Regions from separate parts of the Homo sapiens genome. Here region 2 is linked to region 1. A link is a contact called in ENCODE Hi-C or POLR2A ChIA-PET data. All regions are on one chromosome and are shown on one strand. The core of a region is the stretch at or near the end of the contact, and the rest is flanking DNA. Distances in the headings are between cores, read along the strand shown.

What was found. A loop is a pair of places that touch in the nucleus more often than their neighbours do. ChIA-PET counts read pairs that join two places held with the same protein, here RNA polymerase II (POLR2A).
Region 2: a loop to region 1 is called in a map of endothelial cell of hepatic sinusoid, with 2.9 times the contacts of the local background. The contact joins the enhancer-like site here to the promoter of C3orf22 in region 1. A Hi-C loop is called at or near these places in 1 of 168 maps with a recorded cell type or tissue (endothelial cell of hepatic sinusoid) and 1 of 37 single-sample maps with no recorded cell type. POLR2A ChIA-PET finds 5 or more read pairs at or near these places in 2 of 52 experiments (HEK293T and activated T-cell).

Annotation. Positions count from the first base shown.
Region 1 is chr3:126,556,591-126,561,450 of GRCh38, forward strand. C3orf22 (chromosome 3 open reading frame 22) reads right to left here and starts at 2,342. Exons shown (of 4, transcript NM_152533.3): 1 at 2,037-2,342. LOC105374090 (a long non-coding RNA gene) reads left to right here and starts at 2,423. Exons shown (of 3, transcript XR_924455.2): 1 at 2,423-2,599.
Region 2 is chr3:126,604,631-126,609,786 of GRCh38, forward strand. It overlaps TXNRD3 (thioredoxin reductase 3), which reads right to left. Exons shown (of 16, transcript NM_052883.3): 15 at 3,869-4,003; 16 at 2,420-3,343. The coding sequence ends at 3,275. LOC105374090 (a long non-coding RNA gene) reads left to right here. Exons shown (of 3, transcript XR_924455.2): 3 at 1-2,910. Among named protein-coding and RNA genes, the nearest start is that of TXNRD3, 48 kb to the right of the region's middle. Within about 2 kb of position 2,726, at least 5 of the 41 ENCODE cell types and tissues checked have a DNase peak (open chromatin) inside an H3K27ac peak, as active enhancers do.

The DNA.
Region 1 (4,860 bases), core at 1,092-3,591:
CAAGAAGGCGGCCGCTAAGCAGGTTTCCCACCTCGCCTCACTGACTGCCGTTCCCACACACACACACACACACACTCACTCTCACAGACACACACACTCATTCTCACACACACACTCACACAGACTGACCCCACACACAGACTCATACTCACAGACTCACACATACGCACACTCACACAGACTCACACACTCAGACTCACACACACTCAGGCTCACCCACACACACAGACTCACATACACACTCACACACAGACACCCCCCACACACAGACTCACATACACACACACACACAGACTCACACACATGCTCAGACTCACACACATAGACACACACAGACACATACACACTCACACACTCATACACACAGACACACATAGATTCACATACACACACATACAGACACATAGACACATACACACAGACCCACACAAACTCACATACACATACACAGATTCACATACACAGACTCACACATTCACACACAGATTCACACACACACAGATTCACACTCACACACAGACACATACAGACACTCTTACAGACTCACACTCAGACCTGACCTCATACACACCCCCACACACAGGCAGGTGGCCATCTGGGTGTGGCTGGCCTCAGCTCTGTCCCTATCCTCTGCTGCGTGACCTGGGAGCTCCTCGCTTCCTTGGTCCAAGGCAGAGGCTGCCCCCACCAGCCCATAACGCACCTTGCTTCCCTTCCCAATTCAAAGCAGCTGGCGTGACCTACTACCACACCTGGCATGATTCAAAATCCGATGATGTCTGGAGAGGAGCCCCTGGGGAACACGGGTAGCCCTTTCCAAATCTGGGATTCCGGAGTCCTCCAAAAGCCGGTGGGCTCGGGCAAGACTGCTCGGCAGTGATCCCATAATGTGCCATGCTGCTCATCCATCCCTCTGAGGGCGGGGTACTGGGCTAGCTGGGAGGCTGCCTGCCGCCAAGTGTGGAATCACTCAAGGCCCGAGGCGGGAGGCTGCACACTGGACACTGAACACAGGCCACTGGGACCATGGCCATGGCATGGGAGACCAGCCTGTCTGTGAGCCAGAACACACCCGCTCACCCACCGCCTCCGTGCCCCATCTCTGACTCTGGAAGATCAGCCATCCAGAGGGCCTTTGCCCTGGCCCAGAAATACTGCCAGCCCTGCTCACGACCTGTCCCTTGCCCGCACCAAGAAGTCCCTGGGCCCTGAAGGGCAGGCTTCCCCACTGACTTGCCCACTAGTCTAGTACAGGGTGCAGCTCTCTACACCAGTGCTGGCTAAAGGGGGTCTTGGTGGCCTCCGCCCCTGCAGCCCTGGCTGTTCTGAGGACTCTGGGATGCCTTCGCTGGGCCTAAGCCCACAGTCCTGCAGCCACAGCCTGGGCCAGGCCCCAGCTCAGCCCCTTCCTGTCAGGTGCACTTGGGTGAGTCACCTCCAGCCCAGGCTCAACCCTGAGGAGTGCGGGGCAGGGGAAGCCTGGGCCGGGACAGGCAGCAGGGCCACAGCAGGAGGCTGCAGAATGGTGCCTGTGGCCTCTAAGTGTCTGCTACATTCTATGCATAACCTCACTTCATTTTTTTTCTACCTGATGGAGAACGTATTATGCTCACCCCCATAATTCAAGTGAGGAAACTGAGGCTCCGGAAAGTTAACTGATTTGCCTGCATTCACACAGTGAGTCGGGGAAGAGGTTCAGGATGGGTGGCCTGTGCTCCTCCTGCTGGGCCATGCAGCCTCAAACAGTCCTGAACCGGGGAAGCAGCATTACCACAGGAATTGAGGGATCAAGGGAGACAGGAGCGCCCCTCAGCCCCACCCCATACCCTCCCACCTGACCCCTAGGTCATGGAGATGACCCTGTAAGCTGACTGCTGAATCTGCCCCACAGGGACAGGGCTGCTGCAGAGTCCAGGGCTGCCCTCTGCCATCATGACCCTGTCCCAGGCTCTTCTCCGCCACCCTGTTGCTGCTTCCCAAGTCCCTAACCGACTTGGGGACTGTCCTTTCCAGCCACACAGGCTGCTAGCACTCACCAGGCAGCTACCTTGAATTCTGGCAGTGACGATGATCAGGTGTGATCAGAGAGTCCTGGAACTGCTCCTATCCAGCAAGATGCTGGTGTGAGAGCCGCTGTGGCCCCCGAGGCTGGCAGGGCCCTGGCTACAGCCCTCTCTGGAAAGACCCAGTCCCAGGCTATGCCCAGAGCTTCCAGCCAGAAAGGACAAGCTGCAGGACCCTGTGGGCTGGCTTATGTGACGCCAGGCAGACTGAAGCTGGCCATGGTCCCAGCTGCCACATTACCACAGGAACAGCAGCCCCAGGGTCCCCGGACAGGCAGTGCCAACAAGCTCACTGCAAGGTCAGAAGCCCTTGAGGTCACAATTGGTGACATCACAGCTGCTGACCCATGAGGCTCAGACTCCAGCCTGAAGCCCCTCTGGCCCAGGGAGTGACTGCAAAGTCAGCAGCACATGGGCCAGGGCTGGCCAGCCTCTCAGCTCCACGCACCCAGACAGAAGCATCCACATCTGCACTCTTCATAGCAGAGACCTCTCCCTGTTCAGGTTCTGCATACAGAAGAGACGCCCAGAAATAGGTACAGACACTGAGGCTGCAGAAAAGCTGTTTCTGTGGAGGAGTGGACACCAGGTTGCAGGGGGTTGAGGAAGGAGAAGGCAGTGAAGGAGCTGAACTGGAAGTGGTTCAGCCGTTCACCTGTGCCACTGTCTACTGTACCCTACGACTTTTCACTTATTAGTGCTGTTCACCTGTGCCACTGTCTGCTATACCCTACGGCTTTTTACTTATTAGTGCTAACAGGGTTTTTATGGATTATTTAGGGTTTTCTATATGCCATCTGTGAACGGAGGTAACTTCACTTCTTCCTTTCCAATTCGAATGCTTTATATTTCCTTTTCTTGCTTAGTTGCTCTGGCTAGAACTTCCAGTACTGTGTTAAATAGAACTGGGGAAGGTGGGCATCCTTGTCTCCTTCTTGATCTTAGAGAAAAAGTTTCCAGTTTTTCACTATACAGTATGGTGTTGGCTGTGGGATTTTTGGATATATTGCCTTTATCATGTTAAGGAGTTGAGTGTTTTTATCATGAAAGAGTGTTCAATTTTGTCAAGCGTGTTTTCCACATCAATTGAAATGATCATGTCTTTTCCTCCTCATTCTAATAATGTAGTGTAGTACATTGATATTTTCATTATGAAAAAATAATCCTTACATTCTAGGGATAAATATTACTTGTTAATAGTGTGTAACACTTTTAATATGCTGATGAATTTCATTTACTAATATTTCATTGAGGATTTTTGCATGTGTATTCATAAGGGATATTGGCCCCTAGTTTTCCTTTCTTGTAGGGTCTTTGTCTGACTTTGGTATTAGGGCAATGCTGGCCTCACAGAATGAGTTAGGAAATGGTCCCACCTCTTCAACTTTTAGAAAAACTTTGAAAAACATTTATGTATGTTCTTTAGTAAGTGTTTGTTAGAATTCACGAGTGATATCATGTGGCCCAGGGCTTTTCTTCGTTACTGATTCAATCTCTTTACTAGTTATGAGTCTATTCATATTTTCTATTTCTCCCTGATTCAGTCTTGTTGGTTTTTTTTTTTTTTGTTTCTAGAAATTTGTCCATTTTATCTAGGTTATCCAATTTGTTGGCGTGACATTTTTTGGCGTATTCTTTCATAATCCTTTTTATTTCTGTATGGTCAGTAGTAATACCTCCCACTTTCCTTTCTTATTTTACTAATTTGAGTCTTTTTCTTTCCTTAGTCAATCTAGCTAAAGCTTTGTTAATTTTGATCACTTCAAAAATCGCCTTTTGGTTTTGTTGATTTTCTCCATTGTTTTTCCATTCTCGACTTGATTTATCTTTAACCTTCATTATTTCCTTACTTCTGCTAGCTCTGGATTTAGTCTGCTCTTCGTTTTCTAATTCCTTAAATTGTGTAGTTAGATCATTAATTTGGGATCCTTCTTATTTTTAAGATGTAGACATTAATAGCTACAAGTTTCCCTCTTAGCACTGCTTTCTCTGCATACCATAACATTTGGTATGTTGAGTTTTTCTTTTAATTCATATCAAGGCATTTTCTTTTTTCTTTCTCTTTCCTTCTTTTCTTTTTTTTTTTTTTTTTTGAGACAGTTTCACTCTGTTGCACAGGATGGAGTGCAGTAGCGCAATCTCGGCTCACTGCAACCTCTGTTTCTTGAGTTCAAGTGATTCTCATGCCTCAGCCTCTCGAGTAGCTGGAAATACAGGCAGGTGCCACCACGCCTGGCTAATTTTTGCATTTTTGGTAAAGACTTGGTTTTACCATGCTGGCCAGGCTGGTCTCAAACTCCTGGCATCAAATGATCAACCCATCTCAACCTCCCAAAGTGCTGGGATTACACGAGTGAGCCACCGTGCCTGGCCTAATTCATATCAAGGCATTTTCTAAATTCCCTTGTGGATTTATTCTTTGACCTACTGGTTGCATAAAGTGTGTTATTTAATAGGCAAATACTGTAATTTTTCCAGTTTTCCTTCTGTCATGGATTTCTAGTCATTCCGTTGTGATAAAAAATATACTTTGTATGATTTGAATCTTCTTAGGCTTATTAAGATTTATTTTATGGCCTAATATGTCCTGGAGAACATCCTATGTACATTTAAGAAGAATGTATATTTTGCTATTGTTGGGTTTAGTTTTCTATATAATCTGTTAGGTCTAATTGGTTTAGAGTGTTGTTCAAGTGCTCTATTTCTTTTTCTTTTTTGAGACAGAGTCTCACTCTGTCACCCAGGTTGGAGTGCAGTGGCATGATCTCAGCTCACTGCAACCTCCATCTCCCAAGTT
Region 2 (5,156 bases), core at 1,476-3,975, 48 kb after region 1:
CTAAGGATCAGGAATTTGGAGTAACCAACTGAATGGTTCTGGTTCAAAGTCTCTCAAGAGGTTACTATCAAGCTGCTGGCCCAGGGATGGCTTGACTGGAGTAGCATTCATTTCCAAGCTCGTTCACACAGACATTGGCAGACCTCAGTTTCTTGCTGACTGTTGGTTGGAGACTTCAGTTCTTCACCATATGGGCCTCTCCATAGGATTCCTGAGCGTCATCAAAACATGATAGCTGCCTTCTCGCAAAACAAGTGACCTGAGAGAGTGCATGAGGGTGACCAAAACTTAAGCTGCAATCTCTTCATGACCTAATCGTGGCAGGGACATACCATCACTCCTGCCATATGCTACTGGCCACACAGACCAGCCCTGGTCTAACAGGCGGGGATTATACAAAGGTGTGATTTCCCATTGGTGGAGATCCAATTTGGCGGCCAACCTGGAGGCTCCCTTCCACAGTGAAAGTCTGCAAGAGCAGCAATTTGTCCCCCTTCTTCCTGTCTGCCTGCCTACTGGTTGTACTGTTGAGTGTCCACAAGAGCTTTCCTTAATGGGACCCTACTTATCATCACAGAAGCCAAGATTTTCCATCCAAAGTGCTATATTAACAACTTAATAAATGTTGTTCAATTCTTTAAGTCTGTGAGACAGGTAATACTGTCCATACTTAATAAATGAATAAGAAAATTTAAGCAATTTATCCTATCACACATCTAGTAAGTCATGAGACCAGGCATTCCCAAGTTTATCATTCTTCAAAGCCTAGGAACTTTCTATTGCTCTCTGCTTCCTGTGAAGCAGCTCCTGGTTCTACCAACTCTCCAGCTTGTTCTCCCACTAACCCCTCACTTCCCTCACACCAACTCCTCCCTCTACTTTCCATCATGCTATATGGAGTTTAAGGTCTTTGGGTTTCTAGTTAGTCCCACCGCTGAAATCCTCTTGCCAATGCCTATACGACACTAGCCTTTTGAAATTTCTTAAGCCTAGCCTTTATGGCCTAGCACAAGGCAAACTCCATAAATATTCCATGCATGCTTGAAATGAGTGTGCTTTCATATTGGGTACAATCTTTGAGTTGAGCTTGTTAATTCTGCTACTCAAAAATAAGTCTTTACTGATTTTTTTGTGTGTCTGACCTAATAAATTACTGAAGTATGTTAAAATCTCCACTATAACAGACACTATCAATTATTTCTTGCAGATCTATATACATCTGTATGTTATTTGATGCATACTAGTTTTATCTTCCAGGTAAAATTAGTCTCTCATCAATATATAGGTACCATATTTACCCCAGGAGAGGAAAAAGAGGAAAAAAGAGGGAGAAGAGACAGAGAGGAAAATAAAAAGGTGAAAGGAAGCCAACACAGATAGGTTTATATGTAAGCATCCTCCCCTCCTTGCAAAAGAAAGATAATTAGCCGTTCCAATGGTCTGTAACCTGGACAGTGGTTACAAATGCTTAAGATGGATTGCTTCTTTCCACCGACATCAGTGAGAACACAGGCTTCTCTGCTGCCTCTCTCTATGAGGCAGTCTGCTTCCCACTCAACTTTGCACTGGAGTACAGCCCATTGGGCTTCCAGCTTTATACAAAGGTTTCCTATTAGAAATTCCACCCATGCAAGCCTGGGATTTCGTTTTTTTTTGCCCCATGCTCAGTGCAAAGCAGGAGTTGAAGGCTTCCAGGGTTTTTGGTTTTGCTTCATTTGGGATTCTGCTGGCTCTGTGTGTGTGTGGCACTCAGCAATACAGTAACAAAATTATTAAAAATATATTTTATCAAGTATTTAAATCAAGTCTGTTGAAAGCATTAATCACACCCTCTCCATATTGCTTCTAATCTAATCCTTTTATCTCCTGCAATTCAGCTCAAATACAGCTACTTTTATTAAACTCTGTTCAATTACCCTACCCCTGCCCCACAGCCAATAGAAATTAATAACATCTCCCTCGGCTTCCCACTGCACTGTTTCTGCCACATGGATAGCAATTACCACACCATACTTTACACCTTTTAGACACATTTTTTTCTCCCAAATAAAAAAGCCACTCCATAACTAGGTCCTATGTCAGTTTTCTTTGGGTTCCCAGCCCCACTCCCCCACTGCTCCATTCCCTGCCTCCAAAGAGGGTAACAAAATGCCTGTCTACAAACAGTGTTCCTAACTGTTAGCTTAACATTTGTCTTTTAAGACAAATGGCTAGAAATTGTGACCCCAGCCTATCCAATCTTAAGCTAAACAGCTAGTGTGGCTCATGAGAGCAAGTGGCCTAAAAGAGCCTTGCATTGACTACTGTGTGGCATACTCAAGAACACAGAGGTTTTCCAAAAGGACCTTGGATGGGCCTCTGTCTTGAAGGACCTCTGAAATGCTGACATGTTTGTAAATTCCCATGCAACCACTTAATATTACCTGTATTCATTTATGGAACTTTATCATCATTAAACAGACTGTGATGGAATTATTTCACAGATAAATTAGTTAGATTTCACATAATACAGTATTAAAAACTTTTGGAAATAATACTATTAAGATGAACATGAAAAAGCAATTCAAGTACTTTTATCTTACATGAGATATTTTGCTCAGTCTCGAGATATTAATTAGGGGAGAATAGCTTCAAGGTTATCACCACCAAGTAGTGAGTGTGAGGGTGAAGCATGAGTCAGCGTTTTGACAGTAGGTTAAATGTGCCTCAAAAAAGAAAAGAGATGACTAACCCTACACAGTGTGTACAGCTTCCTGCTAATGCAGACAGCTATCCAAATGCAGCCCACAGCAGCCCACAGACACTGTTCACCAGTGAGCATGTGTGAATTCTAGGCCCACGCACTAGAAAACCACTACTTTATAGCATTTCTTAACTGAAAATATATTTTCACAGAAACAACAAAGCAAAGGGGATAAAAACAATAGCGACCAGAAAAGCTAACTTAGGTGAATGGTGCCACTCAAAGGTCTTTCCGAGGGAAGCTCAGTCCTGGCTTGCGAGAGTCAGCCTTGGCTCACCTCATAACGGGGCTCCAAGCTAAGGCGTCAAGGAAGCAGTCCCACTGCTTCTCGCTGTCAGCAAGACCACAAGGCAGATGCCCACTGCTGTCCTCTTTCCTTGTCTACTTTCTCATCTAAGTGTCGTAAGACAGCCCTGCACTGGTCCCTGAGTAACAGAGCAGCTGTCATGAGCACAGGCTCATTTTATCCGAGAGCATTCTTATCTTTGAGAGAAATGAGAATATGACAAGGAGAACTAAACAGCAGCAGGCCTAGCCTCAGCAGCCTTTCTGAGTGATGTCTAGTCCTGACGACTTTGTGATTTCCAAAGTCGTGAACACCTGTTCAAGAGAAAGAAAACAAATACATATTTAGATGTTAGTATTGTTTTAAAAAAACACATTCTGAATATTATATTTATGCTATTCTTTAAAATATACAAATCTGGCCAGGCATGGTGGCTCATGCCTGTAATCCCAGTACTTTGGGAGGCTGAGGCAGGTGGATCACTTTAGGTCAGAAGTTCGAGACCACCCTGGCCAACATGGTGAAACCCCATCTCTACTAAAAATACAAAAATTAGCCAGGCATGGTGGTGCACACCTGTAGTCCCAGCTACTCAGGAGGCTGAGGCGGGAGAATCACTTGCACCTGGGAGGTGGAGGTTGCAGTGAGTCAAGATCATGCTACTGCACTCTAGCCTCGATGACAGAGTGAGACCCTGTCTGAAAAAAATAAAATGAAATAAAATAAATTTAAAAATATACAAATCAGTTACTAATATGACATCTTTCTGACAAGTGCTTTATAATAGTTTTTCAAACTACATCAACTGAAGCCAATTTTTAAAACCTCCTGTTTCCTACCTCCCCACATGTGGGGTGAATTCCAATGGTGTCATCAAGTAGCTGTTTTGTGAGCCCACATTTCATTGCAGCTGCAAATCCTTGGGTAACCTCACCGGCGTTTGGTCCAAGAATATGAAATCCTATCACCCGATCCTTTAATACAGAAACAAAACAAAGAGAATCCCAGTAGGTTAATGGTCTGAATATGGATCCATTCACTGCAAATTCACAGTTAAAATATACAGTATCTACTACAGAAAAAGAACTTCAATGTCAAAGTGAGCAGAGAACATTACCATGAAACTAAGCCACTGTAAGAATCTGTTAAATGAGCCAGTAAATGCACATCCAGAGTTAATTTGCACTCAAATTTACTAGAACAAGCAATTTACCCACTGCATGAAGGAGTTCATTAGTATGATGTAAATTTCCAAATTATGCTGAGACAATGCTCAACAACAACATAACAAATCTGAATTAAAGTCCAACATTGGAATAACTCTAGGGCAGCAGGTTTTACTGGAAATAAGAGGTTGCTGGCCCAGGAAGCAAGATGCCCTGCTCCCAACATCAAGTGGAGACAAAGGAGAGGCTGGTGCAGGGCTGTCACCCAGGGCTGTGTGCTGAGAGGTATGGGGTGCAGGCAATGAGCTGACCCACCAAGATGGGAAGCAAGATGTGCAGTCGTTTTCCACGGTAACGGTGCATTCTAGGCTGTCCATTTGTCAATGTTCCTTCATCAGATTATCCTTCACTGTGATCTTCAACAGTAAAAGCATACAATAGATGAAGAGAAAGACTATAAAAGGGCAACGGAGGCCAGGGCCAGGAGAAACCCTTGCCCACTAAGCTTCTGGAAAAAGCAACAGCTCAGAACAGTCACACGCATCCACATCTGCTGACGGGCACTCCAGAGGGGAGGCAGGCAGAAGCTGCCAGGGCTGGGACTTCAGAGTGAGTTCCCAGGGCCCACAGAAGACTACTGCATTGGAACCTGAGGTGGTGGGTTGCTCAGCAAGCAGAAAAGGGGTGTAAATGAAGGTCCTGAGTGAGGAAAGTCTCATTTACAATTTTGACCCTAGAGCTGGAGTCAAGTATTTCCATTTCGTAAGTTCGAGGGTTCTGCTCAAGAAATAGGCATGTGGCCAGGGTAAAGGGAAGGGGCATGCTCCCCATAGTTAAAGAGCAAGGACAAGAGTGTGGCCTAGGGATCTGGGCGGGAGCCAGAAGGGTGGCGTGGGACATAGCAGAGGGGCTCAGAGATGGGAAACGGGGCTGACAGCCACAGAGGTGCAGCCCACACCCT